Regions from separate parts of the Mus musculus genome. Here regions 2 and 3 are each linked to region 1. The links are chromatin loops, found by intact Hi-C in ENCODE. Cell type or tissue: heart. All regions are shown on one strand.

Region 1 (8,000 bases):
ACAATTTTCAGTCTTGGATCTAAGTTCCTGGACCTGAAACTTTTAATGGCTCTATTAAAATATAATTGGCATATAATGAACCGCCTAATACTTCAAACACACAATTTGATAAAAATTGCTATAAGCAGATTCTAAAGCTCTCTTATTTGAAAATGTGCATACAGATTGGTCACTCACAACTCTTTCCGCGTGCTCACTGATGTAGTCTCTTTCTCCCTTCCCATGCTCTCTCTATAGCCCAGGAGAGTACTGATTTTGCCATTACTGTGTGATATCATTTCTAGAAATGTAAATGAATCAACACAATTTTTCCAAGGCCTTTTCTTGTGTGTGGCTCTTTTCACCAGAAAGAATCATTGTGACCCTGGCCCAGGTTTGTGGGTGGCACTGATTTATTTTGCTAAGTAGTATTCTGAGTACAACATAATCTATTCATTCACATGGCGAAGGGACTTGTTATTATTTTCAGTTTTAAAAGTAAAACTGGTTTAAAAATAATAACAATGTAGTAAAAGGGGAAGCATACAAATGCAGGAGCAAAAATGACAACAAAATCCCACAAACCAAGCAACTAACCAGAAACAATCACTAAGACACTGTATTAGAGCATCTTCTGGAATCTGAAGGGTACACACACACACACACACACACACACACACTCCTCACTCATCCCTCACATAAGCACACATTTACACCTCCACAATCACAACCCCATACATTTACTCACCCCCCTACACACACACACACACAAAACTCACCCCCATACTCAAACACACCTCACACATACACATACACATACATTCACACCTTTCTTACTCATACACACCATAGATACACACACATATACATACATTTACCCCTCCCCCACAGTCATACACACTTCACACATACATACTCACCCCACATACATTCACACACAGCCCACACATACACACACACTCATACCTCCCCCCCCAATATGTGCACATTCCCACACACATGTGCACACCCCCTACATGTGTACACACACATACATTTTCCACGTGTACATGCATACTCATATACCCCACACATATATATAGACATACATTCACACCTTTGTCACTCATACACACACCACATATACACACATTCATACCACACACATTCACACACACTCAAATCCCACACAGTAACATGCAGCCCACATATACATACACCCATACTCCCTAACTCACACCCCCTACATGTGTACACACACACACTCCCCATGTGTACATGCATGCTCACACACCCCACAAAGTGCGTGATAAGACAGTGGAATAGTGAAAGGAAACATGAGGTCACTGAGCGATAATCAGTAAGCAGCCCAGAGCTGGGCTGTGCAGCTCCTGGCCTGGGGAGGGGAAGTGGAAACCTCATCCAGAAGGTAAACCAGATGGCCCTGGTGAGAGTCTGGCAGTCCTATCCACAGGACAAGCCTCAAATGTCTTTGGGGTTCCTGTGACACAGAGACCTACCTTTTGGCAGAGGTCAGCAGAGGAGAGGATGCTCATTTGCCACTTCTGTCCCGGAGCCCTCCGTGTGGGTGCCAGTTTGAGAGGGAACCTATAGACTATCCCAAGGGCCTGATAACAAGGAACAAACAAACTAGGGAGTCTGTAGTCAACTGCTATGTCCCCAGAGTGGACAGATGGCTGCATGAAGCTGGCATCGTTTGAGGGAGAGCTGAATGTGCTGACATGCTGAGAACTCAAGTAGCAAATGGTTTAGTCAGGAAAGGGCTTGGGGGCCCCACCCTCTTTGTCAAGGAGCAGATACTGAGGTAGCCTCGATCTAGGCATTGAGTATCCTCCTCCATTCCTTCCCACTTTATTCCCTTGAGACAAGGGGGAACTGAACCTGAGACTATATTTCAACTAGGCCGATGGCCACCCCAGCAGGTCCCAGTAATTCCCTGGCTTCACACCCTCCCTCCCAGCTAAGGTGCAGGGCCACCCCTGGCTTTTTATGTGGGTGTGGAGGATCTAATCTCAGGTCTTTGTTCTAAGCCACAAGTGGGTGCTGGGAACTGAACCAAGGTCCTGTGTGAGAGCAACAAGTGCTCTTAACTGCTACACCATCATTCCAGCCCCTAGATCACAGTTCTTAACTACTTACTATCTTATGTGTCTGAAAGCTTGATCTACTCAGCAATTGCGCTATATCTTATCTTTTCTTTGCTGCTGGTAAATGTTATCATCCAAAATGCATTTATATAGCCTCTGTTATTTATAGGCATGGCACAGTCAGAGGGGAAAGATAGTACCTACTGAGAAAGAGCAGGGGCAAGTGTGTAGATGGCAGTGCTGAGGCAGTTCAGCTACGAAGTAGGGGCTTTGACACTCCTAATACTTCAATAAACAGTTTACCAATTCCATGATAAACACTATTAAAAACTATTAAACTATTATTTTAACTATTAGTTAAAAACTATTTGGCTTGAGAGGCCAGAAGAGGACATTAATAACTTTTTATCACTTTGATATATATTTTCCTTTTCATATTTCTGAATGACATGTTTTATTACCGTTACTAGTTTAAATAGTAGCTTGCCTTTTTCTTCTGGTCTCAGTGTGACATAACATAGCAATGCTTCATCTTTCATTTGGCAGAAGCTTAAACACACGAACACATGGATTTTTGGCGTGTCCAAGGTGTTTCATGTATGTGTGATCCTGTAATGTGCTGGGCTTCAGACAGCATGTGTCAGCATGCTAGAGACTTCATCAGCTCACCTCCTCCTGGCGGGCTAACACACGCTCACTTAAGTACAGCTGCTTATCTTTCTTCCCCATTAGCTCCCTCATTTCTTCAGCAAATAAAAACGTTCTATCTTTAGCTCCAGCATCTTTCCTAGGTTCTGATTCACAAGTGGCACACAAGTGTTAGTATTTTGTTGTGTTGACATCACATCAAATTCACTACAGTGTAGCATCTTCTTCCAAGTCGATTCCAAGCTTCCCAACACACTACCTTGGGGACCATCCCATAATATTCTTTCCTTTAACCTTGCTGTCCTGCACACTTCCTACATTACAAAGACCTTTACACATCCCCTGTCCCATTGACCCTTCCTAGTTCTCACCCTGGTCTAACCATAACTTTTCCCTCTGACACATCCATTATCACCTGTGTCTGATTTTTCTTTCAAAGCTAAGGTGGCTCATTCAGGAAGAAGCCTTTCCTGACAGTTAATAGTTTACACCGAGTCCAAGTCTTGTCTTAACTCCCATGGACTGTGGTGTGTATACTACTAATGTGACAGTGTGCACTTCATTGTGCTGCTTTCTATTCTTTTTTTGCATGGGAAATGCTTTTTGAAGAGAATTTTGTGAGAGCAGAGACTCCAGTGTAGTCAAACAGGTGAGCTCTAGGTTGAGTGAAAGACTGTCTCAAAATGTAAGGTGGGGATGGATAGAGAAAGACACCAGCATCGACCTTTGATCTCTTCAAGTACACACAGGTAACACATACTTCTTCCCCCACCCCCAATTCACCTCCCCCAGCAATACTCAATATTTGTTTTCACTTATGTCAGAGTTGGTGTCTACAAAATGGCACAAATCAAAAGCAGGGTGTGAGGGAAGGAGGGGGATATTATTTTTGGCAAATGTGGGAACGGATGGTTCAAGTTGCCTGATGGGGCATGTAGTGTCTATTCTGGGACGGAGTTTTTTTTTTTTTTTTTTTTTTTTGGCGGGTCAGGGACAGGGTCTTGCTGTGTATCTCAGGCTGACCCTCTTACTCTCCATCCTCTTGCCTCAGCCTCCCTAGAGGTGAGAATGTCACCGTGTGTAGCTATTGCTGCTCATAGGCTCAACCCAGAGGCTCTAGAAACGGTTTCTCACTAGAAGTAACTTCTCAACTTTACTGGGGCAAGTAGTCTTTGCTTAGCTCTAAGAAAGTAGGCTGGCTGCTGTAGGGCACTGACCCAGGAGGAAGACCTGCCACTCGGGATGAGGACTGGCCAAGGGCTCGCCAGTGCGAAGAGCGCAGGAGCCGCCCCTCACAGGAATCCGTGGGCTAAGCAGCCGCTCAAGCTTTGGCCGTGGTCCCGGGAAAGAGGAGCAAGGGGCTTTCCACCTGCCCCTGACCTAACCCCAGCCGCCAGGCTTCTCGAATTCCAGGGCTTGCACCCCGCCTCCCGCAACGTGGCAGTCTAGCTCTCCCAGTCCCGCCCCTCCACGATGACTCCGCCCACCACTCCGCCCCCTCGCCTTACGGGCTCGCTCCCGTGAGCGCCGCTGGGAGCGCGCGTGCTCCTCGGGCTGTGAGTGCGCAGGCGCATTCGCTGGTTCTCTGCGGGCGCCAATTCTGGAGAGCAGAGGCTGGTAAGAGCCTGGGGTTGCCGAGGTCTGGAGGCGGCAGGCGTCGGGAGGTCCCGGCAGCCGGCTCGAGCGGGCTTCTCGGGGGCTTGTTGGGAGGTCTCGCCCATCCCCGAGATCCCCGGCGTGTGGCTGTCCTGCAGAAGTGACGCGGCCTGGCCGGATTGGCCTCGGCGACCCTGTCCCCGCCGTCCTGTGGGTCTGTCCCTCCCGAGGCTGATGTCCCGAGGGTACCTTAGCAGGAAAAAGAAGTCTGGGACTTGACGGTCTGGCCCCTTGTCGGGATGTGCCTGCTATCTGTGCGTGGCCTCCTGAGAAAGTTGCTGAGCTGCTCTTGCAGGTGGCACAGCAGTCGCCTGCTGTTTAAGGGGGAGATAGCCCGAATGGTGGCACTGGGAGGCAGAGGCAGGAGGATCTCAGGTTTCCAGGCCAGCCTGTTCTACATTGGAGAGTTTTAGGCTAGCCAGAGCAACACGGTGAGACCTCGTGTTTCACTGTGTTTCACACAGGACTTCCGAAAATGTAGTATCCCTCACTCTCTCCTCCCTTCTCCTGCCCACATTTGTCCACCCCGACTACCTTCTCTAGTCAAGTGGGTTCCTGCTTTCTGCCAACCGAACTCTAAGGATGGAAGGACATTGAAAGGACTAGAAATGATCTTTGCTCGCATAGCAATTTTGTTCTGAATAACAAGTGAATGGCATTTCCTCATAAGCTCGTTTGTTGGAATAACATGCTTGCAGAACCATACTGTACATAATTCTACTGGAACTTGTTGCTCATCACTCACCCAGGGAACGTATCTTTTTCTGTTTCTCAGTTCAAATAACAATATTCATTTCATCTCACAAGACCTCTCCAGAGAACCCCCCTCCTCATTAACCCTACCCCCTTAGGTAATTTTTGTTGTTGTTGTTTCTGTTGTTGATCTGTGGCTTTAAAAATGTATGGTTAAATACAATGCAGGGTGTTCTTTCAATTCTTTTTTTTTTTTTAATTTTTTATTAGGTATCGTCCTCATTTACATTTCCAATGCTATCCCAAAAGTCCCCCATACACTCACCCCCACTCCCCTCCCCACCCACTCCCCCTTTTTGGCCCTGGCGTTCCCCTGTACTGGGGCATATAAAGTTTGCAAGTCCAATGGGCCTCTCTTTCCAGTGATGGCCGACTAGGCCATCTTTTGATACATATGCAGCTAGAGTCAAGAGCTCCGGGGTACTGGTTAGTTCATAATGTTGTTCCACCTATAGGGTTGCAGATCCCTTTAGTTCCTTGGCTACTTTCTCTAGCTCAATTTATTTATTTTTTTTATTAATTTGTAGTACCATACATGTGTGCTGGCTAGTTTACTGTCAATTCGACAAGCTAGAGTAGGAAGCTTTAGTTGAAGAGAACTTCAACTAAAAAAAAAAAAAATGCTCCCGGGCTGGAGAGATGGCTCAGTGGTTAAGAGCACTGACTGCTCTTCTGAAGGTCCTGAGTTCAAATCCCAGCAACCACATGGTGGCTCATGACCATCTGTAATGAGATCTGACGCCCTCTTCGGGTGCATCTGAATACAGCTACAGTGTACTTAGATATAATAGTAAATAAACCTTAAAAAAAAAAAATGCTCCCACCAGGCTGGCTTATTGGCAAGACTGGTGCTTTTCTTTCTTTTTTAAAAAATAATTTTTTTTCAGACAGGGTTTTTCTGTGTAGCTCTGATTGTCCTGGAACTGGATTTATAGACCAGGTTGGCCTTGAACTTGGAGATTTGCTTGCCTCTGCCTCAAAAATGCTGGGATAGGAAGCATGCGTCACTATACCTGATTGCATTTTGATTGATGATTGATGTAAGAGGGCCTAGTTCATCAGAGAGGCTCTGTGAAAGTGCCAACATGTAGCAGGGAGACGCTGACTGAAATCTAAAAATTAGTCATTTATTCTGACTCTTAAAGATAGTTCTGGGGGGGGGGGCCTGAGGAAGTTAACAGTTAAGAGTGCTTGCTTCTGTTATAGAGGACCTGATTTCGATTCCCAGCCCCTGCCTCTAATTCTAGCTCCAGGCAGTTTGCCACCTCTGGCCTCTGAGGGCACCTGCACACTTGTGGACTTACACACACACACACAAAATTAAAAAAGAATCTTAAAGATTCCTATAAGTACAGACCTGTCATCCTAGTGCTTAGGATTCTGAGGCAGGAGAACCTAGAATAAGGTTGGTGACCAGCAACACAGTGAGATCCTGTCTCTACATCTAAAATACTATCATCAGCCAGGCCGTGTTTGGACTTGAAGAGGAAGTCCTTCCTGAGAAGGCCCTTTGTGTTTGGGCAGCTCTCATTTCCTTAGACTGCCTCCTCGGTGTTTATCTACTTATATTGATGTTGGGTATTGAACTCTGGACCTACCACTGGCCTGCACTCCTATCACGTTTTCTTGCCAACAATCAACGTGCCTGTTAAATGTGCCATCATTCACAGGCCCATGCAGAACTGAGGGTGTTAGTTATCCATTGCCTTCTTGTCAGTGAGCACACACTTGATTCTACCCCTCCCCTCACAGTTAAGTACAGTGCTTTGAATGTATTTGAATTTACAAATTTTTGTTAGGTCTGGAGTTAGATTTTCTCTATAGTTGCTAGAGAAAACTTTTTGGGCTTGAGTTTCATCTGTCGTGTAGCTGGTCTTCCACCATTGTGCGTTTGGCCAGCTGGGGCGGCGTGATACCTCTGAGGCTTCCTAGCTTTGGTACATTCATGATGCTGATAATTCAGCTTATCAAAAGGCTTGGGGTGTTTGTTTGTTTGTTTGTTTGTTTGTTTTAATTTTCCTGAAGAAGTACCTAGAAAACCAGATGATCTGGAACAGAGGACAGTTCATCTAACCCAGTCGTTATGGCTCTCAGTTTGCTGTCTGTCACCATGATAAGCACCATAACCATGGCCAACCTTAGGGAAATGTTATTTTATTTTGTAGATTATAGTGAGAACTGAGGGCCCCTTCTCTCTCCCTCCCCTAGCCCCTCTTCTTTTCCCATGGCAACTTCCCTGGCCTTGGTCCTTGGGGCCAGTGAACTCGTTCACCTGAGAGCAGCTTCCCAATAAACCTGCCTTTAAACAAAACAAAACGATCCCCAAGCCTTTGTCTGTTTTACCGTTAGACACATTGCACTGAGTTTTACAGAACGGCCCTTTGCTTGCAGTATATATCTCAATCCTGAGGGACAGGAGTCCTCTGTAGCTCTCCCAGTCCACTCCGCCAAAGCCTCCCCACATTTCTGATGTGTTCTTTGTTGGGGTGCTGTGCTGAGTTAAATCTTGGTTCTTCCTGTTTTTCTCCCTAGGCTACAAAGACATAATCAAGTTTTCACTGTTTTGAAGCACAGCATCGTTTACAATCCTCTCAAGCTCCTAATGGTGACATCGCTTTGAAGAAGGAGACCCGTGACTGACTTTGGAGCAAGCATGGAGAGCTGGCCGTGGATGGCAGTCGTGGTCTTACTAGGACTTACGGTGCGGTGGACGGTCTCTCTCAGTTCCTACTCAGGTAGGAACTACACTGATCCTGTCTCAGAGATTGGGGAGTAGTCCTACTTGACTGAAATTGAGGAATTTGAGTCTTTATTGTTATGATTAAGGAAATATATACATCTAATTATAATGAAAAAGTGTAAGAGGTAAATATACTG
Region 2 (8,000 bases), 55 kb before region 1:
CCCCAACCCCGCGGTCGCCCATGCCCGCGCCCTCCAGAGCTGCTTGGAGCCCGGCGTCCCGCGCTTGCCTGGACCGCTCCTGAACCCCACGCCCAAACCAGAGGTCGAGGAAGGCTGGTGAAGTGAGGGGGTGCGGCGTGGAGAAACCTCCGGGGTCGCGAGCAGTAGCTGTCTCCTCGTAGAGAAGCGTCGAGGACCGCAAGAGTTCGCGGAGCGCGGCTGCGGAGCGCAGCGCCCGCACCGCGCGATGCCAGGCCTCCTCGTGTGAGCTGACCCGACAGGGCCCCGAGCTACCTGTGCCCTCTCCCCCCCCCCCGGCTTTCTTTCGGGGGACACTCACACCTCCTTTGCCTGAGCTCCGCGGCCGCCCCTCGCGGCCCCCCTCGCTCTCTGCTCGCTCCTGGCCGCCGCCACCAACCCCGCGGAGGGATGACCCTCTCCGGCAGCGGCAGCGCCAGCGATATGTCCGGCCAGACGGTGCTGACGGCCGAGGACGTGGACATCGATGTGGTGGGCGAGGGCGACGACGGGCTGGAGGAGAAGGACAGCGACGCCGGGTGCGACAGCCCCGCGGGGCCTCCGGACCTGCGCCTGGACGAGGCGGACGAAGGGCCACCGGTGAGCGCTCATCACGGCCAGTCTCAACCGCAAGCCCTGGCACTGCCCACCGAGGCGACCGGGCCGGGGAACGACACGGGAGCTCCGGAGGCCGACGGCTGCAAGGGCGGCGAGGACGCGGTGACAGGCGGCGGTGGGCCCGGCGCGGGCAGCGGGGCGACGGGAGGTCTGACCCCGAACAAGCCCAAGAACAGCCTGGTGAAGCCACCCTACTCTTACATCGCGCTCATCACCATGGCCATCCTGCAGAGCCCGCAGAAGAAGCTGACCCTGAGCGGCATCTGCGAGTTCATCAGCAACCGTTTTCCGTACTACCGGGAGAAGTTCCCCGCCTGGCAGAACAGCATCCGCCACAACCTGTCGCTCAACGACTGCTTCGTCAAGATCCCCCGCGAGCCGGGCAACCCGGGCAAGGGCAACTACTGGACCCTGGACCCCCAGTCCGAGGACATGTTCGACAACGGCAGCTTCCTGCGGCGCCGGAAGCGCTTCAAGCGCCACCAGCAGGAGCACCTGCGCGAGCAGACGGCGCTGATGATGCAGAGCTTCGGAGCCTACAGCCTGGCGGCGGCGGCGGGCGCAGGACCCTACGGCCGCCCCTACGGCCTGCACCCCGCGGCGGCTGCGGGCGCCTACTCGCACCCCGCGGCGGCGGCGGCGGCCGCGGCTGCTGCGGCGCTCCAGTACCCGTACGCGCTACCACCCGTGGCTCCCGTGCTGCCGCCCGCAGTGCCCCTGCTGCCCTCGGGCGAGCTGGGCCGCAAAGCGGCCGCCTTCGGCTCGCAGCTCGGTCCGAGCCTGCAGCTACAGCTCAACACCCTGGGCGCCGCCGCGGCAGCCGCGGGCACGGCGGGCGCGGCGGGCACCACGTCGCTCATCAAGTCCGAGCCCAGTGCGCGGCCGTCGTTCAGCATCGAGAACATCATAGGCGCGGGATCCGCGGCGCCCGGGGGCTCGGCTGGGGGTGGTGGGAGCGGCGGCGGAGCCGGGGGTGGCGGGGGCAGTGGGGGCGGCGGCGGCGCGCAGTCCTTCCTGCGGCCGCCCGGGACTGTGCAGTCGGCTGCGCTCATGGCCACGCACCAGCCCCTGTCGCTGAGCCGGACGACTGCCACCATCGCGCCCATTCTGAGCGTGCCGCTGTCTGGACAGTTCCTGCAGCCCGCAGCCTCAGCCGCAGCGGCTGCGGCCGCCGCCGTGCAAGCCAAGTGGCCCGCTCAATAGTGATGAGCTAGTGGCCGGGCCGGACGGCGGCCTCTGGCAGCAGCCTGCTCTTCCAGGCGGTACGCCCTCTCTGATCCTGGTCCATCTGTCCTGGTCCTGGTCCTGGTCCCTCTACCCAATCCTGGACTCTGCTACCCGCCCCCGACTCCCCAACACTGACCAACAGCGGCCTCCATCCCCTCACTCACCTAAGCTGGCGGAGCAAACTCAACCCGCGTCCGCTGGGAATAACTTTCCGTACAGGTAAAACTGATAACCGAATTTCCAAAAATGCACCCCGACGGCGCCTGTGTTCTCAGTACTGTGGGGGTGGGAGGGACATTCTTTGTACATATTTGTATAAAAATCATTGACTTTCCTTTTGGGGTTTTTATTTTTTTAAGAAAATAAAAAGCAATTCAGTAGATTTAGAGCTTTGAACTTTCATATTTTTTTGAAGGTTCACTCTGCGCAGTTTTATCTGAGAAAAAGAATGTATAAAGACGTTGGGAGATTTTAAATCCAAAAAAAATTTTTCAAAAAGGCGAAGTGTCATTGTATTATAAAAGTCTGTTTATATATGAATGAATATATATGGTATTCTAAATGTTATTCCATCGTGTTGTACACAATTTTGTAAATAAATTTTTAAAATGCTCAGCCTAGTGTTTTAATTAGGTGTCTAGCAAATGGCAAGATTTTACAATGGAATTTGCATTGTCTTCCCCAGAAAATCTAGCAGTCTTAAGTAATGACCTTTTCAAACGTTGCAAATTCACAATTTGGGTGTAGAAACATTTGAATTTGAAAATGGAAAGAGCGTACTTAATTTAAATTATATTAATATGTGACTTTTCACATAACCAGGATAAGGATGACAATCCCATTCATATCAAGCCACTGTGAATGACTCGCAGCTCCTGCAAAGTGTGCTGTCATTAAAAATCTAGGCAAAAGCAGCCTTGTTCATTTTAAAGAACATTGGTCGAATATAACCCCCTAGGCAAACTTACAAGGAGTCTTTGGTCATTTGAATTGTCCTTTCAAGAACAAAATTCCAAACATCTCGTATTTTAGCATTTAAACCTCGGGTTTTTGGAATTCCTTTTCATCCCTTCATTGGAAATGCTAAATCTCATTGATTTTTAAACTCACATGGTACCATTTTGGCCTTTGTATTGAAATAGTATCTTGCATTACGATGATAGGCAATAGATCGTAGGGTTTTGTTTTTTGTTTTTCCCAGAAAAATATCAAGTAAAATCCCTCTTTTTCCATTGCAATTATCAACTCACATAACTAGATATCTAGAGGATTCCCGAACCGGTAACCCCTCCTCTCGAGCCTTTCAGAAGGCCAAGGAATCATAATACTCTTCTAAAGCCAGGTGCATGTTACCTCCGCCCTTTTTTTCTACCTTAGCCAGATTCATGCTTTTTTTTTGAGAGAGAGAGAGAGAGAGAGAGATCTAAGGTAGGAGTAGGAAATATCCTTGTAGATTATTTTAGGTATGCATTTCAGCTGTTTCAATGTTTTAGGTTAAGTAGAAATGAAAGGTCTAGACATGGGAGGTCTGTTGGGCCACCACCAGCATACCCTCAAACGGCATCAATTCTAATTATTTTGTAATTAATTAGCTGTTACAATTACTTATGCGAAATCAGTTTTTAACTCCGAAATCATAGGTAGCAGCGATGTCAATTCCACCCTGCGAGCGTCTTGTCGGTAAAACCCAGCAATGTCAGCAGTCGTGTCCACTCCTCGCTTCCCACTCGGAAGCCGAGCCTTTTTCTCGGCGGCCGGCGTGGGCTTGGGGGTCGCTCTGAAAGACACTTCCTCGCATATACCGACTCTGTTTTCCTGGTAAATGATAAATGCTGTGTCCTGAGTAAACATTCCGCCGAAAGCGGAGTCTTAAAATAAAACAGGCTGCTGGGGTGAGAGTTTTTAACTTGATAAACAACCCGATAATGAGCCCTGCTGAAGAAGCTACTGTAACGTTCGGCGAGGAGAGCTTTACTTCGGGCGGGTCCCTTCTAATCTCCTTTTACAAGGAAAACTAAACGGATCTAAATTGGTTTGTGCGTTGCAGCTATAAAAGTCACAAGTTGTTTCACAGTTGTGTCTGGCTAATCGGTTTTTACACAAACAGCAAATGGTACACGATTTGTGCAAACACACAGAGGTTACTTCTAAATTTAGCTGGCACCCCTGGGAAAAGAGAAAGGCAGGGCTTCTTGAATTCACTTTTAGCCTCAAGAAGCTGCTGATCCAAGGCTTCTAAATGACATTGGATAACAGGGGCCTCATTCCATCCCTGATCCTTTGTTACTTATAAAATTACTCGCTCATATTTCCGCGCATAGCAGCAATACCGGCCGAGCCTGAGCACGCAGCCTGACACTCGGACACAAGCTGCCGCTTGAGATCTGCAGTGCCTTTTCCAGCGACGCATTAGGCAGCGCGGTGTAGAAACCACGGCAACTTTCCTTCCAGCCACTTTCGCTCTATCAACAACAGCCTCTTCCCCGTGTAGTTAGAGGATGGGACATCTCATGCCCAAACACCAGCGGCCAGTGTTTATTGAAAGTCCTGATGTAATACCGGGAAAGTAGAGCCCAGCCATACCCTTGGAAAAGAATTGAGCTTACGCTGTTTAAATGGTGAAGATTTAGAGAAGACGATGAAATTTTTTTTTTAAATGTAGATAAATGTACTCAAGCACTTAGTAGGTTGGAGCAAGCTTTAAACACAGGTTTGATGTTTTTAGACACGCGATAAAAGGTGATGAAATCCCTCTAAAACTGGGATTTTAAAACAGTGCGATTGCCACCTGCTTTTTATTACAGCTTTAAAAAAAGAGAAATTAAAAGAAAAAAAGGGAATAAATAAAGGACACAGGTTGGGTATAAAGGAAAGATGCTAGCCTTTTAGTTACACTCCGATTTAAGCATTCATTCTTCGCTTCCTCAGGCAAGGATTTCCAGACATTCAATTCACTCTCGAAGCCTGGGACTCCTAGTGTGACCTCGGGGTGGAGTTCCCAAGTAGGCCTCTCACCCAGTCCCTTGCGGGAATGTAGGGAGGATTCTGAAGGTTCAGGGGAAAAAAAAAAAAAAAAAAAAAGTGAAATGCTCATACTAGCTGAGCGGAATGTAGCTGCGATGGCGGATGTGGCCTGTAGGGGGCGACGAACAGATGGAAAACTCCCGAGCTGTTTTTGAAGCTCCAATGCCAGACCTAAACCCCTCGCCCCCAACCCCTCCCCAGACCTTTTCCTAGCCAGGCTCTGAACCAACCCCCCCTGACACCATCCTTCATTCTCAGGTCCTGGAACTACTAGGTCGAATCTCTGAGAAGCTGCTATCCTTGGCCGGTGTCCTGAAAGGGATAGGGTCTGGAGGCGAATTTGTCCTAGAAATTATGAAACAGTGAAATTTAGTGATGAGAAAACACTGTCTCGGAAGCAACTAAGAATTATATTTGAAGTTATTTATTTTACACGACTTTATGGGAAGAACCTTAGTAGCGAAGAGAGCACGGAAAGCGGGGGGGGGGGGGGGGGGAGGGGGGAGGCGGAGGGGGTGCGTTTTAAAGCAAGTGCCGTGAGAACTGACCCGAAGAGAATGAACTGAAAGAAAGCCAGCTACAGAGACATGAGTCTATGCAACTCCACCTGTGTCCCGGGAGGTGCAGGCTACAGCAGGATCCAAATAGTTGGGGTGGGATGGGGGTGGGGGAGGCAGCAAGGTGAGAGAGGCCTCTCAGAAGGCATTCCAACCAGGTATATCCTTTAACTTTGGCCAAGCAGCCTGTGTTTTGATTTTGGTTTTTTTAAATCTCCCAAATTGTTTGATTCTACCTGCAGAATTAGGTTTGTGTTAGTTGAGGGCGGGGGGGGGGGTGTATAAACTGTGAAGTGCCCCACGGTCACACCGATCTCTCTCCTTTTCCCGCCCCCATGGTCTCTAGACAGAGGAACAACGCTGCTCTAAACACCCAGGTGTTCGCCTTGGTTTTGAGCGTCTTGATTTCATATGTGCAAGAGTTTTCCAGGATGGGTCACAGAACCAGTCCCAGCACCCTGTGGCAGCTCAGAGTGGCTTGTCCAAGATTCCAGTCTCAAATCGTCCTGGACGCCTGTGCTCTGGGAGGAGAGTACCCACCCTCAGATCCACACCGCTGAGGGGCTATAGTCTCCTTTCCTACTAAAGAGGTTGCTTCCATTAACTAACCTGGGCAAGTTGGGAAATGGAAGACCTGCGCTGACAGAAACCCATTAGCTCCAGGCCTAGCTTCGGAGGCGAGTTGAAGATAATCACATCGCAAAAACGCCTAAAAAGACCACCCTCCTTCGTCGCCCTCTAACTGTTGGCTGGGTGGCACCTACAGCCACTTATTCTCCACCGCCGCCCCCTTCTCATGTCCTTTTATGAATGGACGAGCCATTCTTTGCTCTCTGGGGTAAAACTAACCAAAAAGGACTCTGTACCAAATAGTATTTGAAAAGAAACATAGGACAGACGATCACAACCATCCCGGTTTTATTTATTCACATGATGTTTTACATCGGAATTTCCCTAAATTACTCTAAGGATTACATTTTCCCTACATTTTGTGGAGAATTAAATTAGTCCACTTCCCTGATTTCATCATAAAACCAAAAGCTGCTTTCCTCAGAGGACTTTGTGTTTTTGCACACAGGTCCATCCCGCCAGGGGTGGGAACCAAGGCGATATCATTTCCTTTCAAAGCTCACACCTAGAATACGGCTTTACAGCGAGTGTCAAGGAGACTCGTCCCCTTCACACATACATAGCTACAGAAGACTCCTTGACTTGCCCAAAGTCAACCACCAGGCCAAGCTGGTCGAAGTCTCGAACACGAAGGAACGTGTTCCTTGCCCGAGGACTGCGCCATCTGGGGAAAAGAAAACAGCCGGCCCTGGGGCAAACGAAGGTGGGAGCTGGAGAAAAAAAGCTAAGAGAAGCGCCAGGCATGGGCAGCTGTGGAAAGGGAGCAGCAGACTTGGGCCTTGGGACCTTCCTTCCACCCCGGGTGCCTTCCCTTAGCATCCCGGGGACCGGTGCCTCGGGTACCGCACTGAACAGCTCTGTCCGGACCGACGGCGGCTTGACCTTTCCGTGAGAATTTAGAGGGGAGAACGCGGAGACTTAGGCCAGAAGCTCTCTTGGCCAGCTGGGCAAGCAGCCCAGCCACATCGCTGCAGGGTCAGGAGTGGATGTCATCGGTGCCCGCCACCTGCTCTCTGCGCATCACTCCCCCTACATCAGCCTCCAGGGTTCCAGCTCCCCCAGCCTAGAAGTGTAAATGGGAGAAAGACCTGGAACGCATTAGGAAGGCTACCCAGCGCGGAAAGGCACCCACTGTGAAGGTGGTGTGGAGAGGGATACGCAATTGGCACAAGCCCTCTGGCTGAGTCCTGCGTTGTCCAGCTGCGTGCGCTCAGGAGGCAACCGATGGGAGGCAATTTCCCCCAGAGTCAACCTTGCAGCAGAAGCCGCAGCTGGGATCTCAGGTAAGTTACCATGCTCGGCTATGGCTGAGGGTCTCAGAAAGAAGCACCCTCACTCCACCATGGCCCGCGCCTGTGGGGCCTAAAGGGACCCCGCATTAGAAGAGTCTCGAGAAGCAACTTTTGGTTCCTTTTCTCTCAAGACACCTCCCACTCCTCTCAACAAACGGTAGACAAGACTCAGTCTTCATCTAAAACACACCCTTTGTCCTTGTTACATCCTTTTCTGCAAAGGGCGTATGTCCGATTCATGGGGAATTTTTCACTAATACAACCTCAGGCACTAAGTTTTCTCATTGCTCTCAGACTTCACCCCGGAACGCAGCGCCCCCTCCAGGAAGCCTTCCTCAACCTTCCAATTTAGGTTAGTCGCTCCTTCTCTGAGGTCACCCATGCGCAGTAATGACTCAGCTATTCATTCTCTGGTTCTCTGATGAACCCCTTACTACCTAACACTGCTGGACACAAGGGGAGCATTCAGATTAGAAGCATCTGACCTCAAACATGGGCTTGGAGACTCTGAGCTGATCAAACCAGGTCTTAAGAGTTGGAAGGAGGGGCTGGGGAGATGGCTCAGCGGGTAAGAGTGCCCACTGCTCTTCCAAAGGTCCTGAGTTCAAATCCCAGCAACCACATGGTGGCTCAC
Region 3 (8,000 bases), 210 kb after region 1:
AACACAGGATCTGTACTATGGTCTGTCACGGGCTCCCCATCTAGGGTGAGTAGACATGTGTGTTGCCTCTCTCCAACAGCTCTTTGCCCATCTTTGCCTGAGCATTTACTGGCATGGTCTAGTACGGGCAACTGTAGCTATTGAGATTTCGTGATACAGGTCACACAGACTGGTATGTATGTATGTATGTATGTATGTATGTATGTATGTATGTATGTATGTATGTATGTTTTGCCCTGGGGCCAAGCCTGATAACCCGAGTTCTACCCCTAGAACTCATGCTGGAAGGAGAGAACAATCTTCTGCAGGGTGTTCTCAGGCTGCAGTGCTGGAGTGTGCGCACCTTACACACAAGTCAGTTTTAGAATAAGTCAGATTTGATCCTGAGGACAGTGTAGCCAAGTGGAGTGGATTACAGCTTCCAAAGAAGTAGGGGTCTCAGCTCCACAGATGCCAGGAAAACAGTGTTCTTAGCAATCTCAAGAGATGTGTCCAAAGCACTCAGCTCAAAACAGTTCTAAATTGTAGTTTATTGTTGCCAGAGTAGTTCACCAAGCAGTTCTTTCTCTAAGAAAGAAGCAAAAGCCTGCTCGCCTTATAAAGCCCAGGCTCCCTCCACAGTGCTGTCGCACATCAGCATCCTTCCATGGCAAGCACAGCTCTGTAAGCTGCCTGTAGCTGGTAGGTTTTGTTGACTCATGATGACAAGGACTTTCTGTGCTGGTTATGACTGGAGATAGTAGTGGTTGAGGGCAATCAGGATGAGTGCAGTTTGCAATACACGGCTACATGGCTACAGGCGATTGGACTTTGGGTATTTAGACTGTGGCATCTATGTTGATTTACCTTTAACACTTTGCCCAGCCCAGTCAAGACCATGATTTCAATCGTTTTACATATGCTGAGAATGTGGAACACAGCCAAATGTGGCAGAGTTCTGACTTAAAGAGTTTTGAGGTAATAAATGGGCACTTTCAATCACCGTGTGTGTGTGTGTGTGTGTGTGTGTGTGTGTGTGTGTGTGTGTGTGTGTGTGTGTGTTATTTTGGTACATAGCACTGGAAAAGTAATTCGAAGGGATTACATAAATGATTGCTAGGATCATAGGGGCTGTAAAGGAGACGCTGGATCTAGCCAAGATTGGCTGAGTCTTGCTCAGATCCGCATAATGGCTCAGTTAACCTGTAGGGTAAAAAACTCCAAGCTCACTTCTGGGTTTTCAAAACCCACCAATCCCTGGGCTCACTCCAAGCTCAGGACTTGAAATCTCAGCAATCCCCCTCCGCCCTGGAAATCTCCAACCTGGTAAACCCTGCCCCCAAAAAACCCCATACAAGAAGCCTGCCTCTGCTCAGTTCTCTGCTGCTTCTTGCCTGAGCACAGGCAGTCAGTCACCCTTTCGTGTCTTTCCCCGTGTATCTCTTGTGTGAGGTTTGTTGTGCAGTGTGACTCTGGTATTCCTTGGCTCCTGACTGCCAGGATACCTTCCCTTCAGAGCTGTAACACTTGAATTGGGGCAGTCTTTCCCCTTAGGGCTGTAACACTTGCATAAACAACAGCCCGAGGGATAATGCATGGAGGATGTATTAAGCTAATAAGTTTTAGATGGATTTGCTATGTGGCTGAAGCTAACTGCTGCATGTTCTGAGGTGAGAGAAGTACAGATCCAGTCTTAAGTGAACAGCTTCATCATACTTCCATAGACAGTTAAGACCTCGGGAAGGGCATGCATGGGTTCCGAGTCTGAGCCCAGCACTTTGTGTGATACCATTTGTTGAGTACTTTTTATTAGTACCTAGGTGAAAGCACTAATGTAAACTATATAAATCTAAAGTGGATGTTTGTAAGACTTGGAGGATTCTATGCTATATTTTCATTTTTGAGTTAGGTAATCTCAGTCACACTCACTATTCTACCTTTAACTAATTTTCTCACCTAATGAGTTTGAAAACACAACTTACTTTACAAAAATATGACTATAAGCTGTAAATTCTTAGGAAAATATTAGAAATTATGAGCAGCTGTCAGTTTCCACATAGCTACCACAGAAGCTCAATGACAGTGATTATAACCAGCTATGCTGTATACACATAAACTTCATATCCATATACCTATTAGCATTTGTTCTGAGGCAGAACTTACATATGTCAGCCAACCTCCCTGCTTGATCAAGAGACACCAATTAGCCACTGTGAAAGTATGAGTACAAGCTCAGTTCATGGGTTATCAGTATGTTCTAGTACTGCAACTGGAGAGAGGAGCTGATAATTTTAGGCTTGATAGGTTTTAAGTACAGTCTGATGACTGCATCAACTAATACTGATTTCACGTGGACTGTACTAAGCTGGGGTCATTTCAAGTCTGTATAGGTCTATGCCTCTATGGAATGTTTCTCTCTCTCTCTCTTTCCCTCTCTCTCTCTCTCTTTCTTTCTCTCTCTCTCTCTCTCTCTGGGTGTGTGTGTGTGTAGGAATACAGGCACAGTCATCATCACCACAACCTCTTTCTTGCAGAAATCCTTTTTGAAAGGTTTTACATTTGTTTAAGATGGACACTCACAGACTTAACTTTCTTAAAGGTATTTGTTTTCTTGGTATACTAAAATGACACATTTGTCAAGCAGAGACTCTTAACAAAAAAACAAAAACAAAAACAAAAAAAAACTAAGAAAGGCAGAAGAAAATATTCCTACCGAATAATCAAATCCTTTTTGACTGCCTTAGCTCTTGCTGTTTTCACAATCACTGGGTCCGCTGTCACAGTAATCCTTTGACGCCTTATAGCTGTATCTATGTTTATCTAGGCTGCCTTCAAAGTTTCCATTTCCTAGTTGTCAAACGTGATGGATGACAGACAGGCCAACCCTGGTAAGAGCCTGCCTGGCTTGTTCAGACCCAAACTGAGCTGAACTTCCTCAAGTGATGAAGGATTTTGTTTTGTTTTTCGAGACAGGGTTTCTCTGTGTAGCCCTGGCTTTCCTGGAACTCACTCTATAGACCAGGCTGGCCTCGAACTCAGAAATCTGCCTGCCTCTGCCTCCCAAGTGATGGGATTAAAGGCATGTGCCACCACCGCCCGGCGAGGAAGGATTTTATTATCGGAATTTCTCAGTGTTGTGAGCAGAAGCACGGAAAAATAAAACCCGTACTTTTGGAAGATCTAGAAACTATACACTAAACAAATCAGTTCTTCGGATATCCACAATCACTAATGAAGTAGCATGTGGCCCACAGCAAACACATAAAAAGTAGAAAGCTGAATATAACTTTGGGGTTGAGCCTGTCCTTGCAGAAAAAAAAAAAGTCGGAGGATGGCTTTTCTGTCTTTTAGACCAGCTTCTGGAATGTATACGTGACACTCTAGTCCAATCACAGTAACGTGCTGAACTCTTCGTCCTTGCACTATGATCGATAGATGAAGCTCTGCTCTCCAGTTAAAGAGCTAGTTTCTTTATATAGACCATTGGCTCAGGTAGAGATGTGTCAGTCGGGGAGACTCCGCCCCTCTCGACCCCGTGACCCGTCCCTCTTCCCAGGCAGCCGGACTTTGGCGAAGTGGGCGGGCCGTGGGCAGGCCCTGGGCCATCGTTTCCAGGGCAAGAGCAGAGCGGACCCTGAGCCCTCTGCAGCAGCCAGAGCCGCAGCCACTGTCGCCTCGCAGCCAACCGCCACCATGGTGAAGATCGTGACAGTGAAGACGCAGGCATATCCGGATCAGAAGCCGGGCACCAGCGGATTGCGGAAGCGAGTGAAGGTTTTCCAGAGCAACGCCAACTATGCGGAGAATTTCATCCAGAGCATCGTCTCTACCGTGGAGCCGGCGCTGAGGCAGGAGGCCACGCTGGTTGTGGGCGGGGACGGCCGCTTCTACATGACCGAGGCCATCCAGCTCATCGTACGCATCGCTGCAGCCAACGGGGTAAGGGACGCGCGGGCCGGGCTGAGCGTGTGCTACGTGCGGGCTTCTCTGGGCCGGCGCTTCCGTGCGCGCCACCATCCCGTCCCCGCCCCGCGCACGCTCCCTTGACCTTGGCAGTACCCCCGCCCCCACACCCCTATTCGGCTTCCCGTCCACCCCATCCCCCCACACCCCACGTTTCGCAATGGCTATGCCGGGGAAAGGTGAGCCCGCCGTGCAGACCCTGCGTGGCGCTGTGCTATTCTGGTCTGGGATTGGGGCACCTCCCGCTGACTCGAGGCCAGGTGTTGGGAGGGCCGGGGTGACCGGAGCACTCATCCCCCTGGGGCGTTAAGCCAGCGATCTGGGCCCGCAGGTGCCAAGCCTCTCTCCCTGCCCTCTGGTTGGCTTGGGAAAGGCGCTTCCTCCCCTGCCGGGCCTGCTGCCTGGGTTCAGGCTTTTGAAAAGTCCAGTCTCTGCTGGACCTGTTCCACCAAGGGGGCTGGACCTGAATTTTCATTAAAGCAATAACAATATACCCAAGGGCTCTCTTATGCAAGCTGTCCTGACAGGCCAGGAAATTAATGCAACGCCCCCAGTTCCGCCCCCTGGTTAAGAAGGTTAACTGTCTTAATTGAGCAGGTCCACTAGAGAGGTGAAACTTTTTTTTCTCCTATAAATCTGATGATTTGTAAATGTGGATTTGGAATTGGTTATTTGTTTCTACAAGATACTTTAAAAGAAGTTTTAAGGAACACGTTTTCTTTGTATATTTACAATAACATTGGACTTTCTCTCAGCTCCTCTGGGGCCCATTCCCTTCAACAATAACTTGTATTTCAACTTATTTCAAGCTGCCTTGCCAAGCACCGTGACAAACATTTCACTGGTGTGTCTCAAGAACCCTCTTGAAGCCCTATAAGGAAGACGCTATTATGGGTACTTTAAAGTCACCGAGGAGAGTACTAAAAAGCCTGGGCAGGTTAAAGAATTTACCAAAACTATAACGGGAACATTGAATCCAGCACGGACCTTCCGGTACCACTTGAGTGGCTTCTGAAAATCGAGGGACTCATAAATTGCAAGACCTTCTTTTTCCAGTTTTCAAGATCTAAACTGAGCTCTGTATGTAGACTTTCCTGGATGGGTCAGACATTGACAAACAGAGAAAGAAGTTGGGATTTGTATCTGTATGCCCAGGAGTGTTCAGACCACCACAGCTTTCCATGTGGGAGAGAGGCCGGTCAGCTCTGTGGGGAGGATCCCTTCAGCTCCACCCTTGCTCACAGGGGCCTCATTCAGCAGTCCCCTGGCCTATGCCCAGGACAGAGAATGGGTGGGGAAAAGGAAGGCTCCCAGGCAGGAGTGAGCCTTGTCGGTAGGAGCTTTTAGCATAGTGTGAGTTTTAGGGTTCAAATGGATTTCTGCCACTTTGGGAGTACTGTGGAGTGAGAAGGAAAGCGTGAAGACAACAACAGAAAGTTACTAAACATCATCACGCATTAGCCACTGGCCTGTTGCTCTTCCCTCTTTGGCCAAACTCTAATAGTTCCAGGATTCCTACACTGCCACTCGCCACCTTATCGTCGTCTAAGCCCTGCTGCTTCCGCCTCTCTGCTGAAACGCCCCCTCAGGGAGGGTGACTCTGCTTGCTCATTCCCTGTAGCACTGTTGTGGGCCTTTACCTATGCCCTGCATTTGGCTGACTTTGCGCTTAACAGTCTCATTCCTTGTCTTGATCACGCCACTGATCGTTCCCACCATCCCATGGCTCGCCATACTTATACCCTAGGTCTTTGTCCCCAGCTTGCTGCTCAGATTCTCTTAAGCATCGCTCCTCCCCAGGGGTGATTCCCTTAAGATCAAATCTCCATAAAGCAACTGCTCCTTTCTCATAGATACCACTAGAGTAGATTAACACAATTCCAGTGAATTTATGTTTGTAAGTCATATGTGCCCATTGGAGACTAAGCTTAAGACAGGATTGCATTTTACATGAAGGTCTTTCCTTGGTACATTCAAGGGTATCAGTCCAGGACCTCTGCAGTTAGCAAATTCTGTAAAAGATTACGTCTGTAAGAAATAAATTGTCATGGTCTGTTTTCAGCGTGAGGTGCAGTTAGAGCTCATCAGAGAGTGGCGGATAAGCAGGAGACCTGGGCCTTTCTCTGCTAGCTGCTAGCTGCTAGCTGGCATCTGCTTGTCTGAACACTCTGAAAGCTGAGAAGTTGCGGGCAGGCTGCACTTTGACTGTGCCATAATTAGAAAAGGGGGTATCTCAGGTCCCAGAGTACTCACCACCAGGTAGGGCTTTGCATTGTGAGCCAGGAGAACAGGGGCTTTGGGAAGGCAGGCATGCTAGAAGAACTGAAGACTGGGCCTCTCTGGAGCATTGGTCTATGGGAGAAGAGAGAACAGGACATGATCAAGAACTTCAGAAAACCCTGACCTGTGCCAAATCAGCCATTTTTGCCTTTTCTCAATGCTGGTGCCTCTGTCTGCAAAATGGTTTATTAAAAACTGCTTCACTACTGCTAGTCTCTCGAATTTGTTATTGTATAGTGAGGGTCCTGTAAGATGGGGTGCTTAATTGCTTATAATCCACACAGTTACCTTAAATCATCTTTATATTAGAAAACTAAATATGGCATAGACGCTGTGCTGTGTGAGAATACAATGTAGGTGTCACATTTGTCTCATATTACTTTTTTTTTTTTTTTCTAAACAGGGTTTCTCTGTGTAGCCCAGGCTGTCCTGGAACTCACTTTGTAGACCAGGCTGGCCTTGAACTCAGAATTTCCCCTGCCTCTGCCTTCCAAAGTGCTGGGATTAAAGGCGTGCGCCACCATGCCCGGCTTCATATTACTTTTTAATGTTTATTTGTGTATGTGCATGTATGTGGGTGCATGTGTCACAGCAAGCTTGTGGGGGTGGGGACAAGTGTGGGATGTGGTTCTTTCCCACCATGTGGGTCTTGTGGACTCAGGCTTAGCAGCAAATGCTCTGACTGGCTAAGCTATCTCACTGGCCTCTGTATAATATTTTATTCCATTATTTTTGTTCTTTCTGAATATTAACAGCCCTTGATTGGTTAAACCCAGGGGTGTGGACCTGGTGAGCAGAAAATTCAGACTGTACCTACAGTAATGTGGACCAAAGGTAGTACGTTTGATGACTCCTTGTCTGGTTGCCCTGAATGGTCAATCACCAATATAGACAATGTTGCCAGCACAGATACAAAGCCAAACCATGGAAATGGACTTCTTGTCCACAATCTGTACACTCAGGAAAGAGCTGTCTGAGCAGGCTGGATTCCAGAATGGGCCTGAAAATGTACTGACCCAAACATGAAGGCTTCTATGATCACCAATCATATCAGCCAGAACTTGACAACTTTGTTGTCTTCCACTTGGGATGAATACGTCAGTTTTGGCCTATGTTTATGTGGGTGCAGGTGTGCCTATGTGTATATGCACATATCTGGGTTTAGAGACCAGAGTGTTGTTCCTCGTGCACCATCTATACTTTTCCTTAGCACAAGGCCCTCTCACTGGCCTGGAACTCTGCACACACGTCTGGCTAGCCAGCAAGAGCACATCTGGCTAACCAGCGAGCCCTGCTAAGCTGTGCTGTATCTTTAGGGCAGCCCTGGCTTAGCAGAGAGACATCTTTGAGTCACTTTGTTATAGACTACCCGTTTAAAAGGTTTAATAACTTCCTGCTTCTTAATTATTCTTAGTTATCAGCAACTTTTGAATGAATCTTCAGTAGGCCGTACTTTCTGATTTTGAAATACCAGGCTGAAGGAGATAATGTCTTTTTTTACTTAGGATATCTTGGCTTCTGGGAGGGGTTGACCAGAAGAGATTAAAAAAAAAAAGAATTATTAAAATAAAAATAAAATAAAATAGAAACAAAAGCAGAATTATTAAAGAGAGGACATTCTTGATTTGAAAAACGTGAGACTGAGCTGACTGGACTCTCTCTGTCTCTGTCTCTCTTTGTCTCTCTGTCTCCCTCCTCCCCTCCCTTCCACCCCCCTCAGTGTGTGTGTGCGCACGCGTGTGCATGTTTTTATCTGGATACATGTGTATACATGCATG

The links. A loop is a pair of places that touch in the nucleus more often than their neighbours do. Peaks named below come from ENCODE experiments on the same cell type or tissue, not always from the same donor. Only the 100,000 strongest peaks of a DNase experiment are listed, where the experiment ranks them.
Region 2: it touches region 1 in a loop (4-fold over the local background); 8 of 42 quality-filtered maps call a loop at or near these places.
Region 3: a loop joins it to region 1, with 2.1 times the contacts of the local background. A loop is called at or near these places in 3 of 42 quality-filtered maps.

Annotation. Positions count from the first base shown.
Region 1 is chr4:99,711,376-99,719,375 of GRCm38, forward strand. Alg6 (asparagine-linked glycosylation 6 (alpha-1,3,-glucosyltransferase)) reads left to right here and starts at 4,255. Exons shown (of 15, transcript NM_001081264.1): 1 at 4,255-4,331; 2 at 7,656-7,858. The coding sequence starts at 7,777. In heart, a CTCF peak has its summit at 4,221; a DNase peak (open chromatin) is centred at 4,236; H3K4me3 peaks cover 1,558 bases; H3K27ac peaks cover 1,273 bases.
Region 2 is chr4:99,656,196-99,664,195 of GRCm38, forward strand. Foxd3 (forkhead box D3) reads left to right here and starts at 104. Exons shown (of 1, transcript NM_010425.3): 1 at 104-2,476. The coding sequence starts at 430. The coding sequence ends at 1,839. In heart, a CTCF peak has its summit at 4,993 (motif pointing right); no DNase peak of the experiment used is centred here; H3K4me3 peaks cover 3,219 bases; H3K27me3 peaks cover 5,942 bases.
Region 3 is chr4:99,925,894-99,933,893 of GRCm38, forward strand. It overlaps Pgm1 (phosphoglucomutase 1), which reads left to right and starts at 3,558. Exons shown (of 11, transcript NM_028132.3): 1 at 3,558-3,918. The coding sequence starts at 3,673. BC062258 (a long non-coding RNA gene) reads left to right here and starts at 3,925. Exons shown (of 2, transcript XR_003955079.1): 1 at 3,925-4,121; 2 at 4,752-6,434. In heart, no CTCF peak of the experiment used is centred here; DNase peaks (open chromatin) are centred at 3,558, 4,038, 5,208 and 6,148; H3K4me3 peaks cover 3,463 bases; H3K27ac peaks cover 4,321 bases.